Linked DNA regions of Homo sapiens: regions 2 and 3 are each linked to region 1. Evidence: chromatin contacts called from ENCODE Hi-C or POLR2A ChIA-PET data. All regions are on one chromosome and are shown on one strand. The core of a region is the stretch at or near the end of the contact, and the rest is flanking DNA. Distances in the headings are between cores, read along the strand shown. Region 1 holds the start of AEN (apoptosis enhancing nuclease). Region 2 has its middle 51 kb from the start of MIR7706. Region 3 holds the start of AKAP13 (A-kinase anchoring protein 13).

Region 1 (4,933 bases), core at 1,579-4,078:
TGGACTCCAAGAAGTTTAGTTTCATGGTGGAGACAGAAACCAAGCATAAAGTGTGTTAAGGGCTGAAGCAGAGGTGCTAGGGAGGCAAAACAGGCTGGAGGACAATTCTCTGGAGGCTTCCTGGAAGAGGCTACATCTGTGTGCATGTACAACAGTAACCTTCCAGGTAGAAGGGAGAAGAATCAGTGGCCATGTTAGGGGCAAAGGCCTTAAAAAGGACTAACCCAGGGTGGAGGAAGAGGGCCCACCAGCAGCCTCAAGTCACTGGGGTGTAGAGCATAAGGCGGGTCATGCTGGAGGCACTGCTCCTCGCTCCTCTCTCCTTTGCACCATTTCATCTTCTGTTTCCTACTCTGGTGGCCCTTCCACAAGCCACCCCTACCGCAATCTGGTGTCCCCTGAATTGGTCTCTACTGGCCAAGTGAGTGGGGGAGCCCCAGAGGCACCTATGGAGGTCACTGAAATATCCCACAGTAGCCCTGACTCAGGACACTAAGTCTAGCTGGGGAGCAAAGAAATTCATCCCTCTGTGCTGAGCTCTTATAGCACAATTTGAGAATTATTACACCCTTCAAAGTCCATTGGTACACACAGTCTACCTCAGAGCTGTAAGAAGGCAGGTTAGAGCCTTGATTGTACCTTCCCCAACAGCCAGCCTAGAAGCTAGCATGTGGCAGGTCCTCTTCAGAAGGGTGTAGAAAGAGGTCTGGAGAAGATGAAAACCTGAGCAGTAGCAGCAGAGATTAAGAGAAATGGGAAGGGGATGGGAGGTGAGGTGAAATGCCAGGTTTGATGATGCCAGCATTTGCATAAAGAATCCCCACACTCTAGGGCAGGGCACCGCATCCTGACTTGACTCATCCAGACCTGACCCATCCTGACTCATCCACCCTGCTTGCTCATCCCATCCTTTCCAGGAGAAAAGGTCTCTCTTTTAAAAAGGTCTTAACTGTAACCAACTTCCTCATATTGACAGTCACATCTTAGAACTGACAAATTCAGAACCTTAATCTGCCTCAGCCCAGCAATGGGAGAAAAAAGCCTAAGAAGCCCAATGCCCACCCTGCTAATAACTAATTTGGGAAAGGGGGCTGGCGGATAGTCCCCTCCTTTCTCTGTGAGGGGCTGAGGCTAGGAGTAGGGTGGGTGGCTTTCCTGATCCTACTGGCAAGGTTTTAAAGAAGCCAGAAATTAAGTTATCTGAGAAAAGGTCTCTGTAGCCTCCTATTTCAAGAGAGGAAAGTAGTCCTTTTCCAAACACCCTGACCTTGCTTAAGAGAAGAGAGAAAGAGACCTCCCCCTCATATTGTTCTGTATTATTTTATACTCAGTACCTGTTTTAAGAAGAAACAAGGAAGCAAAACCAAAGGCAGGCAGCCCGGCGCCACGCACCAGACCCAAAACCAGACCCAAAACCAGGCCTGGGCCTGCCTGACCTTAGCCTGATAGTTAAAATTAAACCCATGACCTAGCAACCGATGTTATCCATAGATTTCAGACATTGTATAGAAGGACACTGTGAAATCTCTTGTTCTGTTCTGTTCTGTTTCACTCTGACTACCGGTGCATGCAGTCCCTGTCACATACCCCCTAGATTGCTCAATCAATCATGGCCCTTTCTTGTAAAATCTTTAGTGTTGTGAGTCCTTAAAAGGGACAGAAACTGTGCACTCAACAAGCTCGGATTTTGAGATGCTAGTCTGCCGATGCTTCCAGCTGATTAAAAGCCAATTCCTTCACTACCTCTGTGGGGTTTTGTCCGCGGCTCCTCCTGCTACATGCTGACACGTCAAAACCAACAGTCATCAAGGACACACCTCTTTGGGGACCCAAATGTAGCTCAGTGAAGCTGGAGAGAAGTTCCGCTCAGATAAAACAACCCTTTCAACAAGGACAAACACAAGCCTTTCTCTAGCCTGGACCCAGCGCTCTGGGGGTCAGACACCCGGCCTTCAGGCAGGGAGGGGGTCTGGCCTAAAGAAAGGGTCCCAGCTGCAGAGTCAATGGAGCAAAGGCCCCAAAGGAACCAAGAAGTCAGAATCCTCGGTGGCATGAGAGCCACCAACCTGCTGGCTGATCAAGAGGGCAGAGGGCAGTTCTAGACCCTCCTCTGGCACTAAGTAGCTAGATGATCTGGGGCAAGTCACGTCTCTTCACCATCAACCGAGGGCTGTGAATTAGATAAGGGCTTCCCAAATGTAGTTAATTACCATATGACATCTGATGAAAGGCTGATTTTCAGGCCCACTCCCACACCGTCCTAATTGCTATTTTGGGGAAAGGGGCCTGAGAATCTAGATTTTTAAAAAGAGCGCGGACGACCCCTACCCTCAAGCCACAATTCTGATAATCGCCCAAACCTGAAAAAACCTGGCTCGATAAGGTCCCCTGTGCTGCTAAAAAGTCCACGGAACAACGACAACAACTAAAGTCTGCTATCCTGGCACGACCTCCCCGCCGGCTGGCGTTCTCCCAGGCGTGACGCGTGGGAGGCCTGATCTCACCGGGAAGGACTCGGGCGTTGGTCACTTGCTGGCCGCGGCAGCTGGGCCGAGTCCCAACGACCAGCGCCGCCCCCTCTGGCCCTGGACCCCCGAGCAGAGCGAGGGCTGGAGACAGGCGGCGCCCGGCCTGCTTTTCTGCGGGCCGGTAGGGCAGGGTCAGCCCAGTTCAGGCGTCCCCGCCGCAGGCCGGGGCGGAAACAACGCGCGGGGACCTGCGACCCGGGACACGCGGCCTCAGCCCGCCCGACCCCGCCGCCCCGGTGCAGGGTCCTGGATCTCACCTGAAGCCCCGCGTGTCTCTTCCGGTCTGCACGTGGCGTCCGGAAAGCCGGCAGCTCCCACATGCCCGGGCAAGCCCGGCTCCGACTGCCCGCCTATTGGCTCGCTGGACGGCAGCGCCCGCCCAAGACCTCTTCTGATTGGTCGAGCCTGCCTGGCAGCGGGGAGGCGGGCGAGAGCAGAAGGGGAGGGACTCCTGAAGAGGGCGTAACTCGTGCTGCGAGCCGGCCATACTGGCGGGAAATTTTAAAGAGAAGGGAAGGGAGACTGACCTCCTGTCGTCCCTGCCCGGTCCCATCAGTGTTCCCCGGCTCCAATCCACTCCTCTACCTGGGTCGGGATGTGGGCTCCTGTAAGCCTGGTACCACCAAAGGCCGAATGACTTACTGAGTACACCCACATCTGCAGATTGGGAACATCGGCCCTTACCTCCTCGGGTGTTCTGGGATTCAAGGAAATAATATACACAGTAGGCACTAAAGAGAGACTTTGAAAGTCAGGTTTCCTCCGTCAGCGCTGCTTTTTCATTTATTCTTTTGCAACACTTGACTCCTAAGTATTAAGTTCCTACGTGGGCTTGGCAGTGGGATGCACACAATAAACACATAAGCATCCTGAGTTGTTTATCTAACAGCAGGGAAACAGCAAGGTTAACAGAAAATTCAGTGCAACATGAGGCCGGGGCGCGGTGGCTCACGACTGTAATCCCAGCACTTTGGGAGGCCGAGGCAGGTGATCACCTGAAGTCAGGAGTTTGAGACCAGCCTGACCAACATGAAACCCCATCTCTCCAAAAATACAAAAATTAGCCGGGCGTTGACGGGAGCCTGTAATCCCAGCTACTCGGGAGGCTGAGGCAGGAGAATCGCTTGAGCCCAGAAGGCGGAGGTTGCAGTGAGCCGAGATCGCGCCATTGCACTCCATCCAGCCTGGGCACCAAGAGCAAAACTCCGTCTCAAAAAAAAAGAAAGAAAGAAAGAAAGAAAATTCAGTGTAACATGAGTAATAACAAGAACAATAATAAACAGTTCACACGTATTATGTGAGCACGAATGATGTGCCAGGCAAAATACTCAGTTAATTTGTACAATGACCTTACTATTATTTCAGTTTTACAGTTAAGGAAATTGACACTTAAATTAAGGAGAAACACCTAGAATCCAAAGATCCTTACCTAAGCAGTCTGACTTCTCTTAGTTCACATTTTGCAAGCAGAAGTGATTTGGAAACGTACCTGTGATGAGAAATAAGCTAGGAGCTCTTTCTGATGGGAGTACAAATTTGAGGGAAGCAGGACAAGGGATGAGGTCACAAGAGAGATCAATCCTTTTACCCAGGCCCCTGAAGGCTTTGGGGAGGCAGAGGGATTTAAGCCATAGATAGTTTACCAGTGAATCTGCATTTGAAAAAACTTGTTCTGGCTGCAGCATAGAGAGGAATGGATGAGGACTGGAGAAAGGAGTGGGGGAGTGTTTGTGGAAATTTGGAAGATCATGATGTCCAGAGTGGTGTGGAGGATAAAGAGCTCCCCACCTAAGTAGCATTTGAAATGACAGATTCAAATGCTACTTAGGAGGCAGCGTTGATCAGAGAGCAGAGGGGAAGGGGTTATAGGACAGCGGTCTTCAGGCATGGGGACTGTGGGAGGTAAATCTGGGGCAAGGAGAGTTTTTTTTGTTTTGTTTGTTTTTGTTTTTGAGATGGAGTCTCACTCTGTCACCCAGGCTGGAATGCAGTGGCACAATCTCGGCTCACTGCAACATGTGCCTCCCGGGTTCAAGTAATTTTCCTGCCTCAGCCTCAGGAACAGCTGGGATTACAGGCACGTGCCACCATGCCCAGCTAATTTTTGTATTTTTAGTAGAGATGGGGTTTCACCATGTTGGTCAGGCTGGTCTCGAACTCCCGACCTCGTGATCCACCCACCTTGGCCTCTCAAAGTGCTGGGATTACAGGCGTGAGCCACCACACCCAACCAAGGAGAGTTTTAAGAGAGTCAATATCCAGATCCTCTGCTTCCATGGTGCTGGGCCTCAGAATATGCCTGGGGTCTTTGGGGTTCAGCTTCCCTCTCCTCATGTGTAACCAGCTGTCTCCCACTTTTCAAAGGCAATTCACACTGCACCTGTTCTAAATCTTGCTCTGCTGCA
Region 2 (4,933 bases), core at 1,331-3,830, 3.3 Mb after region 1:
GTGGCATGATCTTGGTTCACTGCAACCTCTACCTCCTGGGCTCAAAAGATTCTCCTACCTCAGCCTCCCCAGTAGCTGGGATTATAGGCACATGCCACCACGCCGGGCTGATTTTTGTATTTTTAATGGAGATGGGGTTTCACCATGTCGGTCACGCTGGTCTCAAACTCCTGACCTCAGGTGATCTGCCCACCTTGGCCTGCCAAAGTGCTGGGATTACAGGCATGAGCCCCCGCGCCTGGCCCCCTTTCTACGGTTTTGATTTTTGAATCATATGACTATATTACCTGATTACAAGCCAAATCAAACAAACAAGCATCATAGCTCTGTCATTGTTACCAGCTGACCCTGGCAAGTTACTTAACCTCTTCCAGTCCTACTTTCCACATTAGAGAAATGGGGATATTTATATTTGCCCCACCGGGCTGTGAGGTCACTGAACATCACTAACAATGGAACGTAGAAAGCACTAAACACAGAGCGGGGCGGGGTAGGGGGAATGGGTGCTCCCAAAGGGTGGGTCATACCCCTTCCCTATAGCAATGCCAGCATCTCTCAGGTGTTGTGTGTGATTGTCATGTGTTGGCTCACATTTCTCAAGAAGCACTTCAGGAGCCACTTTCTGCTGCTTGCCTTGTTGTGAATCTGTCCGAGTCCTCACCCCAGTTAAAAATGTCCAGTGACCTTAAGAGTTCAAGCACCTCTGAACACTCCTCTGGTAGGTGGGGCAAGCCTCTAGAAACTTCTGCTTCACTTTTCTGCTTGATTGATTTCTCCCCACTCAGCTCCCCCTGCAGAGTCAACTCCCACTCACCCTCCCGGGGAGCAGTCCCCGCCTCAGGTACCTCACTGTGACAGAAGCCGGCTCACTGAACACTGAACATTTGGACAGTATTTGGGTCCATTCTGTCTCCATCTCGCTCGATTGCCCTCTCTCTGAATCGGTTCTCTGGGCTTCAGAATCCTAGTGAAGTCAGAGGACAGTTGCCTCTCATCAGAGAACCAAAACCTTCTGCCCCCAGGCAGTGTCCCTTAGGAGGCCACTTGGCACATCCAGCTCTCCCTTGGTAACTTAGAGGCCCCGGGGTGCTCTAACTTCCAGGCTGGCATGTGATCTCCTGCAGGCCTGTGTAGAGAGCCCTCAGCGGGGCGGGAGGATGTGAGGAAAGAACAGAGTGTTCCAGGCAGAACAAAGCCAGCTGCAAATTTGCTCAGGCCCTTTCGTTTCTTCCTTGAAGGGACCAAGTGCAGCCTCTAGCGGCTGCTTCCGGACATGGTCATGGGAGTCAGACCTGTGGGACTTGTGGGACTTGTTCACCTTAAACTGGGCCACAGCTCCGGAGCCTGAGGAGGCAGCAGGACTTGCTGACATGGTTCTTTGAAAACCTTCACCAGGCAGAGTTGTGGTCTGTTCCGCAGGCCAGTGCATGAGTCAGACTGAACCTGTACCCCACGCAGCTCAGGTCCAGGGTTCAGGACCAGGCTGATTTCTGCAGTGAGCTCAGCTTCCTAACCCACAAGGGCGTGCAGAACTCCCCCTTGCTCCTTCCTGTAGCTGCGCCCTCGGCCCTACCCTCCTCCCCAGCAGATCTGTTCCCCACCTCGATTGTCATGGGCTGTCTGCAGCGATGGCAGGGGTTTGCAGCTGTTAGTGGCTGCTTTCCTTGAAGTTCTTCTTTGCACAGATCCTGAGACTTGATATTTGTTGAATGAACAACATCAATCCAATTTGAGTAGGTTGAAAGCAGACCTGAAGTTGAACCGGACCCATTCGCCTTAACTTATTTTCTAGGTTATTTAAAAACGTATATCAACTCCTCTTACAAATTTTGGTATTGTGGAATGCTATGTTGGAAATACTAATCAAATAGATCTCTCTTCTTTCATGGAACACCAGTATAAATTCTCTGTTCCCTAATGAAAACAAACAAACCCCCCAAACAAAAGCACCAAACACTTGAGCTCTCATAGGGTACATGAAACTATTTCAGGGGTTAGGCACGGCATTTCCTCTAACTCAAGGTGAATCCCTTTAGGGCACTCAAAGGGCTGCAGCACAGCATTTACTTTTTTCCACATATTCCTTCAAATTTCTGTTTTCTGTATTACCAGCTACCATCCACAGAGAGTCATAAATCCCCTGGAGGAGTCGTATGTGATCCCACGTGATTAACTTTGCATCTGTTTTGCAGCTGTTCACTCTGCAGTTTTATTTTGCCTTTTGGAAACCTCAGAGCAGTGCTTCTCAAATGTTAACGTGCATACGATGAATCACGTGGGCATCTTGTTAAAATGCAGAGTTTTGAGTCGAGGGTCTGGGGAGGGCTGAGATTGTGCACTTCTAAGGAGATGCCAGGTGGTGCTAATTCTGCTGCACTGGACACCACACTTAGAGTGGCGAGGTCACTAAATAATAGGAGCAAAAGGATCGTGAGAACACCGACATCAGTGAGAAGGAGGCTGGCTGCAGAGACCATGGTAGGAGGAGTTTTCCTTGGTGATTCTGCTCTTCTCTCCGCGCCCTTTCACTTTCCCTTTCCTTGTAAATATCCTTTACTGTGGTCTTTCTTTGATTAAAGAGAAACTGTGTGAGCAGAGCCAAAGGCCACGTTCATCTATGGGTAGCATCTATGCTTCTTCAGGTCGTCTGGGCTGGAAGAAAACAAAAAAGTTCTGCAGCCAGAGATAACTGAAACCAGTGAGACTTCTGCAGCTCGTGTGTGCGCACCCAGAAACAGACCCAAAGCCAGCAGTTTCAGTTCCCTCAACTTAATTTTACTAATGTGATAGAGAGGCAGCAAACATCTGCAAGGAACCAGAAATCCTTCCTTTACGTGTGCTGTAATCTAAAACAGTTTCTCAACCGTGGTGCCGCTGACATCTTGGGCTGCCTAACAGTTTGCTGACCAGGAGGCCGAGTGTCCTGTGCACTGCAGGCTGTTTGGCAGCATCCCTGGACTCTACCCACAAGATGCCAGCAGCACTCCCAAGCTATGACAACCCAAAATACCTCCAGACATTGCCAGATGTCAACTTGAGGGGCAAAATTGCCCCCTGGTTGAGAATTACTGGTGTAGGATAGATAAGGTAGAATCTGTCAGTTCTACAGAATGTCTACCTTCCCCATAGGGAAAGAAAGTTTTTTCTTCATACTTGTGGTAATTTCCAAACGTTTCTGTAATAAACATGTTTTACTTTTATAGTTAGAAACAACTATTTGGAAAAAGAAAATAAAATGTTTTAAGAAGAGTTTCATCATTCTCATGCTAGAAAAAAATATATATATATATACGTATTTTGAGACAGAGTCTCCCTCTACCAGGCTGGAGTCCAGTGGCGCGATCTCGGCTCACTGCAAACTCTGCCTCCTGGGTTCAAGCAATTCTCCTCCCTCAGCCTCCTGAGTAGCTGGGATTATAGACACCTGCCACCGTGCCCACCTAATTTTTGTATTTTTAGTAGAGACGGGGTTTCACCATGTTGTCCAGGCTGGTCTGGAACTCCTGACCTCAGGTGATCCATCCGCCTCAGCCTCCCAAAGGGTTAGGATTACGGGCATGAGCCACCACACCTGGCCCTTAGTGAACTGTTTCTCAGTGAGACACCACCAAGTGAAATTTCCAGATAAGTGAAGCTAAGTCATGTGGGTTTATATTCTGTGCTTCTTCTAATTCTTTCCGGCTTCTAGAGAAAAAGATCTGAGATTGTTCATATGCAGCAGGAAAGAACATCGTCTACCATGGGTTTGGGTGTAGGGTGGAGGTGCCATTATGCTTGCTGTGGATTTGTCTTTTTAAAAACTGAATTGCTATCTTTCCTTGCACCCCAACATTTGGTTTGCTCTTAATAAGGCGGTAACTGTGGTCTAATGGAAAGCACGTTGGCCTCGGGGTCTGAAGATCTGAGCTGGAATCTCAGCTATGCCACTTACTATGACCTTGAATGAGTGGGTCATTGACTCTCCCCTCCTGAGCTTGGACTATGAGCTATTCATTCCCAGCTCATAAGGTGTGTGTGAGGATTAGAGGAGATGACAGATGAAAACATCTACTTAGTATCCAGCTTATGGGGAGTGCTCAATCATTTATGTGCATTTATACAACCCTTATTTATTTATCCATCCAATAAGTAGGTGACATAAATCTGGGGGCAGGGAATATGATACTGTACTGAATACTTAGAAAATTTCCAAAGATGAAAATAGGGCCCTAAAGGGGTTTGTTCAGGAGAAAGGAAGCATCCTTTCCTTTAGGTCAAACATCCTCTCAAAGCGAAGGTATATTTAGAAGCCTTCAAACTGGCTTCCTGCACTAAGGGAAGAAATATTTGCATTTGTAGAGATGACTTATTAGGGAAGCTCTAATAAGTTCTCACAGTGTGGCTCCTTGATCAGCATCAGCATCACATGAGAACTTGTCAGGAATGAAATGACAAAGGCCAGCTCCTAAAACTCAATCGATTTGTAGGTAAAATACTCAGGCCCTCGCTCATAGGCTTGGTTCTTATCAGATGCTTTTAATCCATAGCAGAGAAAAAACAGCAAATAGGAAGTGAAGTGGAGCTATTAGAAGGTGGACCAATAAAGGCAGAGATAAGATGGCAATCGATGGAGAAAATTCAAATACTAAGTCCAGACTTAAGCTCTTTAAATGTAGGTAAACAGCAACATACTTCCTCAATAGCCTATGGTCATTACTTAATATTCTAAAGGGAGATATCTGTAGTGCTGGCCTAGAATCATCAAGAAAAACTTAAACCATGTTTTTGTGTTCTGTTTAAAATGGTAGGATGGTATGGATTTCAGAAAGACTTTTTTTTTTTTTTTTTTTTTTAGATAGAGATTCACTTTTCTTGCCCAGGCTGGAGTGCAATGGCGCATTCTTGGCTCACTGCAACCTCCGCCTCCCAGGTTTAAGAGATTCTCTTGTCTCAG
Region 3 (4,933 bases), core at 1,412-3,911, 3.2 Mb after region 1:
AATTTTTTTCCAATTTCACAATGGAGGGAGAGTTGTGACTAGATTTGTCCAACAATTTTAATAATTTCACTGGCTGGGTGGAGTGGCTCACGTCTGTAATTCCAACACTGTGGGAGGCTGAGGTGGGAGGATGGCTTGGGTCCAGGAGTTAGAGACAACTGGGCAACAGTGAAGATTCCGACTCTAAAAAAAAACAATAATAATTTCACAAAAAGGGGGGGGCTGATTTCTAAATTGGAACCTCTTGTTGAAATCCTTAGAGCGCTAGTTAAACCCACTTCTTTTCAAAAAATAATTGACAGATTAAAAAAAGGTTAGAAATCCTTTTAAAGTAAATGTCATCACAGATCTGCAAGTGAACTGTCATTCTGGACAGGTCCCCAGTTAGTGGCTCTCTCCTGTGTACGCTAGCTACCACTAGGCAGTAAAAATAATTTACCCAATTCAAACACGTACCGTGCCTGCACTATGTTAAGACTACCGGCAAAGAGGGTAAAAAGCTAAATAAGGTCTATCACAGCCCTCAAGGAGTTAAAGGACTAGAGGAGGAGTCCATTTATAGTATAGTATGTGTGCAGTTACCATTTAGTCAAGGCAAAAGAAGTGTGAGAAATCCTAAAACAATAGTACCTACAGTATAACATGCCATCACCGCCCAGAGAAGGAAAGCAACTAGTGCACTCGTCACGTCATGTTGTAAGTAGTACTTGCTTACATTATGTCCCTCCCTGACAATCCCTTCCAACCTCTGTCAACCTCCTTCCCCACAATCACACACACAAAACCACACAACCAGGAAGGGAAGCCATGGAGCGAGTACTGTGAATCCTAAAAGCGGCTCTGTAATTTAAAAGTGCAATGGCTGTACCTGAAGAAAATTTGTCTTTAGCTTCATCAGGTGAAGAAAATTGGTTTTATAACACAAGGCCCACCAAACCAGAAAAGCCCAGGAACGCTTCTCCACAGGACTCACTTAGCACGAGAAATCACTCTGAGCAAACTGACACACACAGTATTTCTCAAATTTTTCTTTTTCATTTAGCAGATGGTAAAGGAATACAACTGAAGTTAACAATAAATGACACTCTGGCCATTTTGCTCCACTATGAATGACAGACATTTAAGCTAGTTCCATCTGGGGAACTGAAACAGAATCATGTTCATATAATAAGCCACACAAACCAAATTAAGTGTAATATGTGCACCCAAACTTGACAAAACTTGTACTTAATGCAGCCTGCAAATCCCCAAGAGTCCACGACAGAATACAAGAATAGTAACAATGATTTATCTCAACTGATCTTAGCTTCTTCACAAACTTGCCAATAATGACCTTTCAAGAACTGCACCGTTTGTCCTCATCTGCGCAATCCAACAGTTCAGAAAAACTGAAGAAAATGCTTCTTCTAAAAATAAAACACTTGTTGTGGGGGGGACTACTAACAAAAAAAAAGGCACACTGGTTTTTACTGTACTGAAGCAATAAACTCTCCAAATAACTTCATTAAGGAGTGTCATTAGCAAAGAATGAACACCAAAATACCGCTCAATCCAATTTTCATTGTGAATTCCGGGATCTAGAAAATTAAATGGGACGGTATCACTCTGCTATAAGAACTATTTCCAAAACAAAACAAACCTATCTACCCCCTTTCTTGATTTTTTTTTAAAAAGTTTTAGGGTTTTTCCTTTTTTCAACTTCACATACTTCGTGGCTTTGCAAAAAAAAAAAAAAAAAAAAAGCAGTAAACCGTATTTACCAAAAAAAAAAAAAAAAGTTTTGTTTGGTATCAAAGTATAGCTGCAAGCTGAGCCGGCTGGCTGCACGGGTCCCAGAGCGCGTGGGGACCGCACGGGTCTCCTGGGCCGCTCGCCTGCGACCCGCGCGGGTCAGCTGGGCCGCACCCCCGAGAAGCCGCGGAGAGGCACCGACAGGCAGGCGCGGCCCGACGTGTTTACCGTCCGCGTCGACCCCGGGGAGCCGCTCCCTCGCGCCCGCAGCACTTGTTCACGGCGCGGACTCCACGGCGGGGACTCCACACCGCGGCCGCCCGCCCCAGGGGAGGAGTGAGCCCGCCCCGGCGGCGCCGACCCGGGGACCCGGGGCAAGGATTCGGGGCCTCGCTGGGGGCGGAGCGCCTGAGGTAGCATCGGCGGCCGGGCGCGCCCCCCACCCGGAAAGCGGCGACGGCCTCTAAGTTGGGCTGCGGAGTGGGAGGCGCGCCGAGCCCCAAGCAGACAATGCGGGAGAAGGGCGATGCGCAGGGAGGAGGGGTCCGCAGACCTGAGGTCCCGGCGCCGCCCGGCGACCCGTCTGTCCAGCCCGCCCCCGAAACCCCCGCAGCCCCCGCCCCTCCTCCGGGGCCCGCCCCACCGAGCAACCGCAGGGGACTGGCCGCGCTCCGCGCCCCGACCCACAAATCACAAAACTTCCCCCAACTCCGCCAACTAAGTTGCGCTCTCACCGTGCGGCTCCCGGGGCTCCCCCGCGGGCCGAGCTGGGACAACTCTTCACCTTCGCCGCGGAGAAAGACAATAGGCGGCCGCTCCCCCGGAGGCGGCTAAAGCGGCGGCGACCGAGGCGAGCAATGGGCACGGCAGTCTCGGCAGAGCACAGGCGCTTCACCGCGGCTGCTCGGGCTCCGCGCTGGCCCTGCACACAGCTCCAGTCCGCGCATGCGCCGAAAGACGCTCGGGAGGGTGGGCGGGGCACGCGGGAAGGCGGTAACGCCTGCGAGTCCTCCCGTGAGTACACGCGGAGCAAGAACTGCGAGCTGGGATTGCACGGCAGAACTGCCCATCTCGCTGCATGAGACCAATAGTAAGGCTCCTGGACGGGGCACTCAGGTTGCTAAGGGAGGCTGAGGTTGACCGCCGCTGCTGCTCGGCGGCAAAGTGATCAAAGTAGGGTGGCTGGCAGAGGCTGCTCTGGGAAATGCCCACCCACGGTCTCCTCTCCGCCCTGTCTCCAGAAACCGCCCTTCCTCTGTGTACTGGTGGTTACCTGAGCTGCAGCACTTAACCACACATCGTGAAATGATTTACTCCTCTATTTCCCCCACTTCAACTCAGGAAGTGGGGTTTAGTCTTCTGTGTCCACAGCCTAGGACCGTCTAAGGTATTAGGTATTAAATATAGGTATTAAACAAGTGTTGGATGGATGCACGGCGCTATGGCGGAATCACAATTGTGACAGTGCATTCCGTGAACTTCTGGCTACTCGATCACCACAAAGTCATTCCGTGTTCGAGCTGCAAAGGACCTCAAAAATCATCTGGTTGCTTTGGGAAACAAAATGTGGTCCGTGTACCAATGGTGCCGGTAACCACCGGCCCACAGAGGAAGGGCGGTTTCTGGAGACAGGGCGGAGAATATATTAGTTGGTACACGAAGAAACTTCTTTTTTCAAATAGTTAAGTGTTTTTAGTGCGCATTAGGAGGGAAATGCCTATCACGTCAAACCACTGTTTCATTAATGTTATTTCTTAGGTCAAATAAAAAGTGGCAAAAAACGAAAGCACTTCAAGAAAAGTGTTAAGTAAAAAACTGAGACAATTTATATGCAGTTGAAGAACGTGTAAAACTAGTTGATAGTGATTGAAGTAAGAACAGCGGTTAGGTAGGAGGAGAAGATTATTGGCTGGGAAGGAGGAGGAGGGAACCCTCTGGGGTGCTGGTTCTGTATTTTGACCTGGGTGATAGATAACAAAAGTATATACATGAATAAAAAATACATCCAGTGCACTTTAGTGCACTTTGCACATTTTAAACATGTATTTTTAATGTCAGTTTTCAAAAATCTGGTACAGGATATTACCCCCCCGCCCCCAAAAGAAAAGCAAAGATGCAAATGACTGCCATTTGGGAAACACTGATCCAGGCGGCTCACTAGCAGTGACCAAACACCTGAGAAAGGGTATTGTGAATACCTGATGTGTGTGCCAGGAACTTCCATTGTTGAATAGCTCCAAATCTCAGAAATGCTCCTAATGTTGAGCTCTGGTGCTCACATATATTTTCTCTTTTTTTCTTTTTTCTTTTTTTTTTTTTTTTTTTTTTTGAGGCAGAGTTTCACTCTTGTTGCCCAGGCTGGAGTGCAATGGTGCAATCTCAGCTCACTGTAACCTCCACCTCCAGGGTTCAAGCGATTCTCCTGCCTCAGCCTCCCAAGTAGCTGGGATTACAGGTACCCACCACCACACCCGGCTAATTTTTTTATTTTTAGTAGAGACAGTGTTTCACCATGTTGGCCAGGCTGGTCTCAAACTCCTGACCTCAGGTGCTCCACCCACCTCGGCCTCCCAAATTGCCGGGATTACAGGCATGAGCCACCGCACCCGGCCCTATTTTCTTAAGTAACCCTCACCGAATGGCTTTAAAAAAAAAAAAAGAAAAGAAAAGAAAGGCCAAACATGCCCAGTTCTTCATGTGAAATTATTTCTGTATCACTTCATCATGCTGCTCACCCTCTTCCACTGTTCTCTAATCTGTCCTTGTTGATTTTTAAAAACTGGCACAAGGCCTGGCGCGGTGGCTCACACCTGTAATCCCAGCACTTTGGGAGGCTGAGGAGGGCAGATTGCTCGAGCCCAGGAGTTCGAGACCAGCCTGGGCATCAATTGAAACGCCATCTGTACTAACAAATACAAAAATTAGCCAAGCATGGTAGCCCAAATCTTAGCTACTTGGGAGGCTCAGGTGGAAGGATTGCTTGAGCCCAGGAGGCAGAGGTTGCAGTGAGCCAAATCATGCCACTGTACCCCAGCCTGGGTGACAGAGCCAGACCCTATCTCAAAAAAAAAAAAAAAAAGGCTGGCACAGAGAGAGAAGCAGCCTATCATGAGCCGGTCACTTCTCAAAGAACCTGAGTCTTCTGTGAAGCAAGAGTGCTAACCAAGAAAATCACTTGGACCCTAACATTTGATAACCCAGT

Evidence for each region. Hi-C counts contacts between places; a loop is a spot of excess contacts on that map. ChIA-PET counts read pairs that join two places held with the same protein, here RNA polymerase II (POLR2A). Pooled maps may share reads with other maps.
Region 2: a loop to region 1 is called in a pooled map, with 4 times the contacts of the local background. The contact joins the enhancer-like site here to the promoter of AEN in region 1. A Hi-C loop is called at or near these places in 5 of 37 single-sample maps with no recorded cell type and 5 of 50 pooled maps.
Region 3: a loop to region 1 is called in a map of naive thymus-derived CD4-positive, alpha-beta T cell, with 13 times the contacts of the local background. The contact joins the promoter of AKAP13 here to the promoter of AEN in region 1. A Hi-C loop is called at or near these places in 1 of 168 maps with a recorded cell type or tissue (naive thymus-derived CD4-positive, alpha-beta T cell) and 6 of 50 pooled maps. POLR2A ChIA-PET finds 5 or more read pairs at or near these places in 1 of 52 experiments (activated CD4-positive, alpha-beta T cell).

The regions. Positions count from the first base shown.
Region 1 is chr15:88,619,235-88,624,167 of GRCh38, reverse strand. AEN (apoptosis enhancing nuclease) reads right to left here and starts at 2,828. Exons shown (of 4, transcript NM_022767.4): 1 at 2,786-2,828. RefSeq lists enhancers at 98-1,297, 2,784-2,943, 2,273-2,946, 2,947-3,620 and a silencer at 2,574-2,763.
Region 2 is chr15:85,327,623-85,332,555 of GRCh38, reverse strand. No RefSeq gene overlaps it. Among named protein-coding and RNA genes, the nearest start is that of MIR7706, 51 kb to the left of the region's middle. RefSeq lists enhancers at 857-1,166, 1,257-1,336, 2,019-2,188, 2,390-2,719, 2,780-2,969. Within about 2 kb of position 2,580, at least 27 of the 41 ENCODE cell types and tissues checked have a DNase peak (open chromatin) inside an H3K27ac peak, as active enhancers do.
Region 3 is chr15:85,378,331-85,383,263 of GRCh38, reverse strand. AKAP13 (A-kinase anchoring protein 13) reads right to left here and starts at 2,661. Exons shown (of 37, transcript NM_007200.5): 1 at 2,466-2,661. MIR7706 (microRNA 7706) reads right to left here and starts at 2,668; the gene lies at 2,602-2,668. RefSeq lists silencers at 1,957-2,124, 1,781-2,350, 2,731-2,810.